2 separate regions of the Homo sapiens genome follow, and region 2 is linked to region 1. The links are chromatin loops, found by intact Hi-C in ENCODE. Cell type or tissue: ascending aorta. All regions are shown on one strand. Each heading gives the region's core, and the rest is flanking DNA. Links, peaks and the distances in the headings are about the cores only.

What was found. A loop is a pair of places that touch in the nucleus more often than their neighbours do. Peaks named below come from ENCODE experiments on the same cell type or tissue, not always from the same donor. Only the 100,000 strongest peaks of a DNase experiment are listed, where the experiment ranks them.
Region 2: it touches region 1 in a loop (4-fold over the local background); 8 of 110 quality-filtered maps call a loop at or near these places.

What each region holds. Positions count from the first base shown.
Region 1 is chrX:10,186,513-10,191,899 of GRCh38, reverse strand. It overlaps CLCN4 (chloride voltage-gated channel 4), which reads right to left. Exons shown (of 13, transcript NM_001830.4): 4 at 4,286-4,385. Among named protein-coding and RNA genes, the nearest start is that of CLCN4, 32 kb to the right of the region's middle. RefSeq lists a silencer at 2,020-2,149. In ascending aorta, for the core only: CTCF peaks have their summits at 1,332 and 2,111 (motif pointing left); DNase peaks (open chromatin) are centred at 1,319 and 2,119.
Region 2 is chrX:11,522,430-11,527,816 of GRCh38, reverse strand. The region is part of intron 1 of ARHGAP6 (Rho GTPase activating protein 6); the gene reads left to right. Among named protein-coding and RNA genes, the nearest start is that of ARHGAP6, 140 kb to the left of the region's middle. In ascending aorta, for the core only: no CTCF peak of the experiment used is centred there; no DNase peak of the experiment used is centred there.

The DNA.
Region 1 (5,387 bases), core at 138-5,137:
GTAACTGTACCTGGGACAGGAGAAAATAAGTATATTAAAGGCTCTGTTAAAAAGTATAAGGGCCAGGCGCAGTGGCTTATGCCAGTAGTCCCAGCACTTTGGAAGGCCGAGGTGGACAAATCGTTTGAGGCCAGGAGTTCAGGACTAGCCTGAACAGCATGACAAGATCCTGTCTCTACAAAAAAAAAAAAAAAAAAAAAAAAAAAATTAACCAGATATGGTGGCACGCGCCTATAGTCCCAGCTACTCAGGAGGCTGAGGCAGGCAGATTGCTCAAGCCCAGTCTGTAACGAACCATGATCGCGCCAGAACCAGACCCTGTCTCAAAAAAACCAATTCTATTCCTAGGCATATACCCAAGAGAAATGAAAACATCCATGCACACAAACACTTGAACAAAAATGTTCATAGCAGCATTCTTCAAAATAGTCACAAAGTAGAAAGAACTCAAATATCCATCAATGGATAAGTGGATAAACAACGTGTGGTCTATCCATACAATGGAATTGTACTTGGTAGTGAAAAGGAATGAAGTACTGACACGTGCTACAACATGGACAAACTTTGAACATATTATGCTGAGTAGAATAAGTTAATCACAAAGACCACATATTGTATGATTCCATTTATATGAAATGCCCAGAATAGGCAAATCCATAGAGACAGAAAGCAGGTTAACAGTGGCCTAGGGCTGGAAGGGGGATGGTTGGGGAGCAGGGGCTTGATAGCTACAGGGTATAATGATTCTTTTGGGCATGATAAAATTATTCTAAAATCGACCACGGTGATGGTTGTACAACTCTGTGATACATTAAAAACCACTGAATTGTATACTTTAAATGGGTGAATTATATGGAATGTGAGTTATATTTCAATAAAGCTTTACATACATACATATATACATCCATAGAGCAGGTGAGGGAGGTGAGGCTTACAGAGAGAGGGATGTAATTTTATTGTTTTTTAAATTTTAAATATCAGACAGGTTTGAAATTTTTAAACATGCAATTCAATAATGAAAGACTTGATTCCAAATATACAAATATATATAATTAGTCTAATTAAGTTAGAGATATCATTAGCTATTTCCTGATTTATTCTTTCATTTTAAAATGGACACATAAGATTGTATGTTGTAATCATATACAACATGATGTTTTGAAGTACATATACCTTGTGGAATGGTGAAAACTATTTCCTGATTTAAAGTTGGAAACTGAAACCCAGTGAAAAGAAATCCTACATGCTCAAAGTATTTTCTCTAGATCATGAAATCCTGGATGCAAGCTTGGTTCCGCTTAATGCTAGTTTGCAGAGTCAGCTAAGTAAACACTGCCCCCTAGCAACAGCACGCAAGAACCATAATATTTAGTATTTCATGAGGTCTTTCCACAGGGTCCGGTAATGTCAAATTTAGAACTATCCACAGTTCTTTGTTTTTCCACAGGAAAAACAAAGGCAAAGAGCTCATTATCTTGATTTTTTAACTTTTTAAAACTGACACATAATAATTGTGTATATCAATGTCATGTTTTGATCTATGTATACATTATAGAAAGACTTGATCGAGCTAATTAAAGATCCGATCATGCCGTTATTTTAATGGCAAAAACCACAATTACCTTCGCACCAACCGAATCACCTCCCCAGTTTATTTTTGTGGTGAGATTATTAAAGTCTACTCTTTTAGCAATTTTGAAATATACAATACATGATCATTAATTGTGGTCACCATGCAGTGCGACCGCTCACTAAAGCTTATTCCTCCAGTCTAACTGAAACTTACGCCCTCTGATCAACATCTCTTTCCCCATCCTGTCCCCACCCCTCCCTCTAGCAGCCACCTTTCTACTCTGTTTCTATGACACTGGTTTTATTTTTTTGGACTCCACAGATAAGTGACATCGTGCAGTATTTGAAGAAGAAGGTGAAGAAGATGGGAGGGTCCTGCAGATATCCAGGGGCAAACAGGATGATCACCCCAAGTTTCATCATTATTCATTCATTCACAACCCCCCTACTGCACACCCAATCTTCCTTGCTGATTCTGGTTCTGACTGCGCTTCAGCAGGCCTCAGCTTTCTTTCGTGGTCCAACAGTGACACCTAGCGGTGACTTCTGATAAGCACATGCGGAGATGCTGTGGGCCTACCCATGAGGGGAGTCCGAAGACAACAGCCACTGAGGGGACAGCCGGCCAGGCAGTGAGACCCCAGGTCCTCTCCACTGTTAGTCCAGCGAGGAAGGGGGAAGTGAGTGGGACGTGGCTCTCTGGCTGTCCCTTCAAAGTGCATCCAAATCAAAAGAACACTGTAGTCCCTTCATTTTCAGCATCACCCCATTCTCACCCTCCCATGTATTCCCCTGCTGACGTGCGCATGGGCTCTCCTTTGGCCAGTGGTGCTCACCCCTGGCTGCACATTACAATCACAGAGGGGAGGGGCAGGCTGTATTCAAGCTAGAGGTCCTCTCCAGAGATACTGTTTAAGTGAAGCCAGGGCAGCAGCATATTGTTTTTAATTCCCCCTCGTGAAAGAGCTGATGGAAATCAAGTGGATAATAAAGCCAGCTGGTCAAAATCAGATTAAAGTCAGCCCAGTTGGGCTCCTAGGTCAGTCAATGAATCTAAGCTGTGCCGTTATCAGAACATCTATTCCTGTTCTGAGTTTCTTCATTTACCCTATTTATTTCTCCTTCCTACGAGCCAAGAAAAATGACACACTATAAGGTTTTATCAATCTACTCTAAATAAGGACATCAAAATTCATAGCAAACTCCCACCTGGCCCACCTTCAAAGGCCTTTATAGAAGCAGTCAAGCAAAATTGGTCGTCCAATCCCTTGTGACAATGAAGTCTAATTTCCTGCCCTGGCTGCTGCCAGTACATGACGGGAAATGCCACTGGTAAAGGAAGGACAGGCTTGGAGAAACGGACAGACAGCATCTGTGACTAGTAGGAAAGAACTCCCCCTCTGAGCATTCCTCTTAGCTCTTTACGGAATGCTGAGGCAGGTGAGGGAGGTAGAGCCCTTCCCTGGCAACCAAGCCCCTCCTCCGATGAGCTAGGGAATAAATCAAGATCACCTGGAAACTGAAAGCCCCTGGAATCACAAAACTCTATCTGTGCCCCATTTGTGTTCTGTCCTTCTTAGACCACTTACTACATATATTCTGCCTGTGTTCTAGTCAATTCCCTGATCTGTTCTCTAACCATAACTATTATGTTGTTATATGCAGGGGATTTTTATTAAGGAAACCTCTTCGTCATGCCAAATTTTTTATTCTTAGACATTAACCTTCACAATCTCCTAAAAGGACATAAGTTTCAGGAAACTATTTCCCGGAAGGGCTGGTGCGTTTGATATTAAAAAGACGTGTTTCCCCTCCAGATAGCATCCATTTACTCTGGAAACATCTACTGCTCGCAAACACGGTGTTGGGATTCTAAAAAGGAAAGATGCAGAGTTCCTGAGGGTCAGGATGATGGAGGCCCCTGGGCCTGCCTCAGCTCCCGTGGGTGTCTAGCATGGTGCTGACTGTTGCAGGATGTTTCCAGTTCATCCCAGAGCCTACCAGTAGTAGCAAAAGGCAATCTCATATGACATTTTGTTATTGAAGATAAAACAGTCCCTGATTTTGTTGTCATCTACATAATCAAGAATAACCGAATATAAAATGTGTGCTTGGCTGGGCTCAGTGGCTCACACCTGTAATCCCAACACTTTGGCTGAGGCAGGAGGATGGCTTGAGCCCAGGAGTTTGAGACCAGCCTGAGCAACACAGTGAGACCCCATCTCTATGAAAAAATAACAAAAATTAGCTGAGCATGGTGGCGCATGCCTGTGGTCCTGGCTACTCAGGAGGCTGAGGTGGGAGGATTGTTCAACCCCGGGAGGTGGAGGCTGCAGTGAACTGGCATCATTCCACTGCCCTCCAGCCTGGGCAATGGAACAAGACCGTTTCCAAAAAAAATGTGTGTTTTCAGTCAAATCCGGTATAGTAAGAAAACTCTGCTCTGTGTGGAAAGGCTACCAGCTCTATCGTCACAGCTCTTCAGAAGCCTGTGCCTGAGCTCATGCCTTGGGCATGCCTTATTGATGATGGATTTTAGGTTAAATATACAGCCATGCATTTTGCCCTTAGATATTTCAAGTAATAAATCCCTCCCACAGGGGTAAAAGCGACAAGCGACACGCGCTATATTCCAAATCTCCCAGAGGGTTCGTGTTTTGAGGTTTCGGCCTCTGCAGCTTCCCACGGGAGTGCCGCATGCCCATCCACGTACCCGCCAGCAGGCCGATGAGCAGCATCACCACCCATCCCGACCAGGCATCCAGCAGGCTCTTGATGAACTCCCATATGGACTCCTTGCTCTTGCTGGTGATCTAGAACAAAGCAGATACAGCAACTGATCCGAATGCATTTTCGAATTCATGCTTTTTTCCTTGAAACTGTTTCCTCGGGAAACAGGGTAATTAAGAAAATAAAATGAATGTCATCAAGCAGCTAAATTCCCACTGATGTGATTCTTTCAGTTATGTGCCGCAACGGTACGACGAGCTTTCTAGTTCACAGAGCTATAAAGATGCCACAAAAGTCTCCAAAGAATTCGAGCACACACTCAAATAATTCACTTAATTAAAAAACATACTAAATGTGATTTGATCTTTGATGATTTAAAAGCTATGCTGAAGGGGGACATTGGTTCGGTGTCTCCATTCTGAATATGAGTTACTATCTTAACTTACATTGCTAAGTTTCATTAAAAAGCCTCTTCACACAGACTTCATCTCCTCCTTTTGTTTTCAAGGTTAAATTTTAGCAGCACGAACTTAGAATTAGCTGGCACAGATCACGTCTCCCACAGCAGATGGACTACCTACACACACCTCCCTGTGCTAACAGAATCCTATGCTCCTCTGAGATCATCATTCCCTCACGGCCTTTTAGAGCAGTGGTGGGCAAATGTTTTCTGTAAAGGACCAGAGAGTAAATATTTTGGGCTTTGCGGGCCGGATGGTCTCCGTTGCAACTCCTCAACCCTGCCACTGTAGCACAAAAGGAGTCATAAAAATATGGAAATGGATGGGCATGGCTGAGTTCCAATAAAACTTTATTTCTAAAACAAGGTGCCAGCTGGCTTTGGCCCGCAGGATGCAGTCTGCTGAGCTGTGCTCTAGAGGGAATGCTGCCTCGACCCCACATTCCTGCACTGCAGAGCCAAGAGGCTGCAACATCTTCATGACTGAGCCTGGCTCCCTACACATTCCCCTCCTCCTTTCGTGCCAGCCCTCGTGAGGCGATGTGACATGGTCACACTGTCCATGTCACTCCTCACCCTCGTCTGAAGCAGCTCTCCCCTCACCGCCAGCCCCCATGCCGCTGGC
Region 2 (5,387 bases), core at 93-5,092, 1.3 Mb before region 1:
ACCCATCTAGAACCATGCAATATTTGGGACATATTTATGCTAAAAATATTCATTTATTATCTGAAAGTCAAATTTAACTGAGTGACCTGTATTCTGTCTGGCAACCCTAATCTAGTGTCATTGATAAAAAGATGTGGGAACAGATAAAAAAGATGCAGCAGACAATTGGTTAATTCTTTTTTCTTTTCTTTTCTTTTTATTTTTTGAGATGGAATCTCGCTCTGTCGCCCAGGCTGGAGTGCAGTGGCACAATCTTGGCTCACTGCAACCTCCACCTCCCGGGTTCAAGCAATTCTCCTGCCTCAGCCTTCCAAGTAGCTGGTACTATAGGCGTGTGCCACCACACCCGGCTAATTTTTGTATTTTTAATAGAGACAAGGTTTCGCCATGTTGCCCAGGCTGGTCTCCAACTCCTGACCTTGTGATCCACCCATCTCAGCCTCCCAAAGTGCTGGGATTACAAGTGTGAGCCACTGTGCCTGGCAACAATTGGTTAATTCGTATTTGAAATCTTTATACATATATCTCACTTGAACTTTACAACACTCATAGAAGAAGGATATATTAAAAAGCTTGTTTTACAGATATGGAAACTCAGGCTTGAAGAAGTTAAGTCATTTGTCTAGGTTCAAACAGCTACTTGAGTCAGAGAGGTAAGATTCAAGATCAAATTTAACTCTGGAGCCTAGACACTTAAACATATCAGTGTAATCTTAAGTGACATTTAATAATACTTTGGAAGCAGATGGACTAAAAGACACACACACACACACACACACACACACACACACACACACACACACACTCCTCATATTAGCAAAGCATCATTAGGACTAATTCTCCTTTAGTGTTTTCCAACCATTATATCAATGGTTTCTAAACTTTTAAATTATGGACACCTCTCCTCCATTTTAACCTCTCATAGTTAGAATTACTAAGCATGGTAATTTTAGTTGTCTGATATAATATAATGACAGAAATTAGCAAATTAATTTGTCAATCAAAATGAATTCATATATAATTTTCACAACACAAGTAGCATCTAACAGCATATGAAAGACAGTAAAACATACCTTCAGATAAATTATTTATTCTAGAAATGATGTTGAGTGTGCAAATAGATTGGAGGATTCCCTTATATAATTTGAGGCTCTCCCACTACCACCTCAAAGCAGTCATGTCCCACAAGTTGGGAATCTATAAATTAGAGAAATTAAATCTTAGAGATAGACCCAAGATGAATGAAATTTCTTTCCCTGAATGTAGAAATGAACCCAAAGGAAAACAACTACTGAAGCTGGGGAGAAATGCAAGGTGAGGGGAGGGGAGGGTCAGTGATTTAATTCTCAGCCACAGCAGGTGCTTCTGGTGTCCTGCCTGCTTCAGCCTGAAGGCTTTATACTACAAACATTGGCAACTTTTGACTTGATGGCTTTCTCTGCCACCTCTCCCTACTCATGTACAGCTGACAGTAGGACAGCAGGGAAGTCTGGAAGTGGTTACACCTAGAAAGCAACACTTAACACAACCAGCTTCCTTGCCCTTTGAGTGGGATGACTCAGAGTGAAGCTTTACCCAATCTCCCAGAGGCCCCCAGAAGGACTAAGTCCCAGGTGCCCACAGTAGTCACCAGCTCATTAATGCATTTGAATTGGTCACCTTCCCTTCCTCGTCTCACTTTCATCCTTTCCCAGTGCTTCCTGGGATCTTCTCCCAATTAAACTGCTTGCATGCAAATTCTTATCTCACTCTCTGCTTCTGGGAGAACTCAATGTTAAGAAATGGACTAAGGAATTTTATATTTTTGAACCCTGCCATAGGTATCAATACCAGAAAAGATTAGCTCTCTGTTACTTTTCTGATCCTCAGTGCCTTGAGAATTAGTCCAGCCTTTTGAGGATAAGCAGGTTGGTGAGCCTGGTTAATATCAGTTCTTCATGGAGGGGCCCATGTGGTTACTAACAACATGGGTAAATAGAGCCTGACGTAAATTAATTATGCTTACGTAGATTTTTTCCTCTGTAAATTTTGGTCATTATAAATAAAGAATTGATAGGTTTTTGTACACAGTACATGGTGAATAACTGCTGTCCTTCAGTGCTCCACTCCTAGCATCTTTATTTGGGCATTTTCTTTGGACTGAACTATAAAATATAAATTAGATTAATTTATTGGATGAGAAAGTTGTGCAATGATAAAGCAGAACAATGTATTCACTCAGTCTTATGCCAGGCAGTATGGGGTAGTAAAAGCAGAATTTAAATGGGAGTTGGGAGCCTAATTTCTGCATGGTGTGTAACACCTCTGAGTCTTATTTTCCTTATGAATCAAATGAACTCTAATAATCCATTCACCAACAAGTGTCTATGATCTTTTCCACCAATAAAAGTCCCAGTGTCAATTGCAGAGTTGAAAAGGATTGTAGATTATGGGCAGACTTCAACATCTCAAGATTTCCTGCTCAACCACCCCTGGAAAGAGATCATGCATGCAGTATTGTGAATACCTCTGAAGATGAGTAAGATGAGTATATGGTAAGATAGGCTCTTCAGGGGACACTTGACAATGTCTGGAGACATTTTTGGTTGCCAACAACCGGAGTCAGGGAAGATGCTAGTGGCATTAGTAGATAGGGATGCCTCTAAACATCTTACAATGCAGGGGTCCCCAATCCTCTGGTCATGGACCAGTACCGGTACATGGCCTGTTAGGAATCAGGCTGTACAGCAGGAAATGAGTGATGGACATATGAGTGAAACTTCATCTGCATTTACAGCAGCTCCCCATCACTTGTATTACCGCTTGAGCTCTGCCTCCCATCAAATCAGCAGCGGCATTAGATTCTCTTAGGAGCATGAACCCTATTGTGAACTGTGCATGCAGGGGAGCTAGGTGGCACATGCCTTATGAGACTCTAATACCTGATGATCTGTCACTGTCTCCCATCATCCCCAGATGGGACCATCTACAAGCTCAGGGCTCCTACTGATTCTACATTACGGTGAGTTGTATAATTATTTTATTATATATTACAATGGAATAATAGAAATAAGGTGCACATTAAATGTAATGCGCTTGAATCATCCAGAAACCATCCTCCTCCCCTCCGGTCCTTGGAAAAATTGTCTTCTATGAAACCGCTCCCTGGTGCCAAGAAGGTTGGGGACTGCTGCTATAGTGCACAGAACGGTCCCCCAAAGACCAAGAATTATCCAGTCCCAAATGTCATTGGTGCTAAGGTTAGAATAAGACAACAAATAGACCAAAGCATCCAATGGCTGAAAGCAATAGAAATTTAATTTTTGCATCCATAACAATCTAGGGTAGTTCAAGCTAGACCAGGGTGGGGTTGTGGGAGTGGGCAGGTAGACCCAGCTCTGCTCTGTGAGAGGATATCAACTGATGGCATGATTGTCACTTTCAGTATATTGTTTCCACAGCTATACCAGGCTCCCTCCATTTCAGCCAGCTGAAATAGGGAAATGGTATGGAGGAACATGTATAGGAGGTTTATCTGGGTAAAATCCGGCAATAACACACACGTCTTCCTCTCATGTTCCATTGACTAGAAATCAGTCAATGCAAGGCAGGCTAGGAAATACAGTGTGGACTAATCCATTACTCAGAAAGAGGAGGAAAGAATATTCTGCCTACTAGTTAGCAATCTCTGCCCTAATGTGCAACTACATCACTTCTTTTATTATAATAATAAGAGAGATAATAGCTTCAGGTTTTGAGTACTTGTATTTTATGAATTTGTATATATTTTGCGCATGTTAACTCAATTTTCCCAGTACCCTAATAAGCTACATTCTGTTATTAGCTCCATTTTACATTTTAGGAAACCAAGGCATGAATGGTTAAATAATTTCTCTAAAATACACAATAAGTGTCAGAGCCTGCTTATAAACCCAGACTGTATGATGCTAAAACCTGAGTTCTACCCATTATACCGCCATTCCTGTTTTCTCCTTGAGTACCGTGGTTGTTTCTACTATTGAACCCAAATCTGCCTTTCCACACCCTCCCCCTCCACTTGCTGGTTCTACTTTTGTTATTGGGGAGAAACAGGACAATCTTACTTAGCGTTTTCAATATAGACAACTAGAGGCATAGGTGGAAATCAAGGTAATGGCCATGGGGGCTGGAAAGAAACAGGCAGATGTAAGAGATGCAGACTCCATAGGAGAATTCAATGGCCTCGAATTTTTTTCTAAGGTAACTGGAATTCTCTAACTGTTAAAGAAAATTGATTCTCACATTGATTTTGTATCCTGAGACTTTGCTGAAGTTGCTTATCAGCTTAAGGAGATTTTGGGCTGAGACGATGGGATATTCTAGATATACAATCATGTCATCTGCAAACAGGGACAATTTGACTTCCTCTTTTCCTAATTGAATACCCTTTATTTCTTTCTCCTGCCTGATTGCCCTGGCCAGAACTTCCAACACTATGTTGAATAGGAGTGGTGAGAGAGGGCATCCCTGTCTTGTGCCAGTTTTCAAAGGGAATGCTTCCAGTTTTTGCCCATTCACTATGATATTGGCTGTGGGTTTGTCATAAATAGCTCTTATTATTTTGAGATATGTCCCATCAATACCTAATTTATTGAGAGTTTTTAGCATGAAGGGCTGTTGAATTTTGTCAAAGGCCTTTTCTGCATCTATTGAAATAATGATGTGGTTTTTGTCTTTGGTTCTGTTTATATGCTGGATTATATTTATTGATTTGTGTATGTTGAACCAGCCTTGCATCCCAGGGATGAAGCCCACTTGATCATGGTGGAGAAGCTTCTTGATGTGCTGCTGGATTCTGTTTGCCAGTATTTTATTGAGGATTTTTGCATCGATGTTCATCAGGGATATTGGTCTAAAATTCTGTTTTTTGTTGTGTCTCTGCCCGGCTTTGGTTTCAGGATGATGCTGGCCTCATAAAATGAGTTAGGGAGGATTCCCTGTTTTTCTATTGATTGGAATAGTTTCAGAAGGAATGGTACCAGCTCCTCCTTGTACCTCTGGTAGAATTCGGCTGTGAATCCATCTTGTCCTGGACTTTTTTTGGTTGGTAAGCTATTAATTATTGCCTCAATTTCAGAGCCTGTTATTGGTCTATTCAGAGATTCAACTTCTCATGGATTAGTCTTAGGAGGGTGTATGTGCCCAGGAATTTATCCATTTCTTCCAGATTTTCTAGTTTATTTGCATAGAGGTGTTTATAGTATTCTCTGATGGTAGTTTGTATTTCTGTGGGATCGGTGGTGATATCCCCTTTATCATTTTTTATTGCGTCTATTTGATTCTTCTCTCTTTTCTTCTTTATTAGTCTTGCTAGCGGTCTATCGATTTTGTTGATCTTTTCAAAAAACCAGCTCCTGGATTCGTTGATT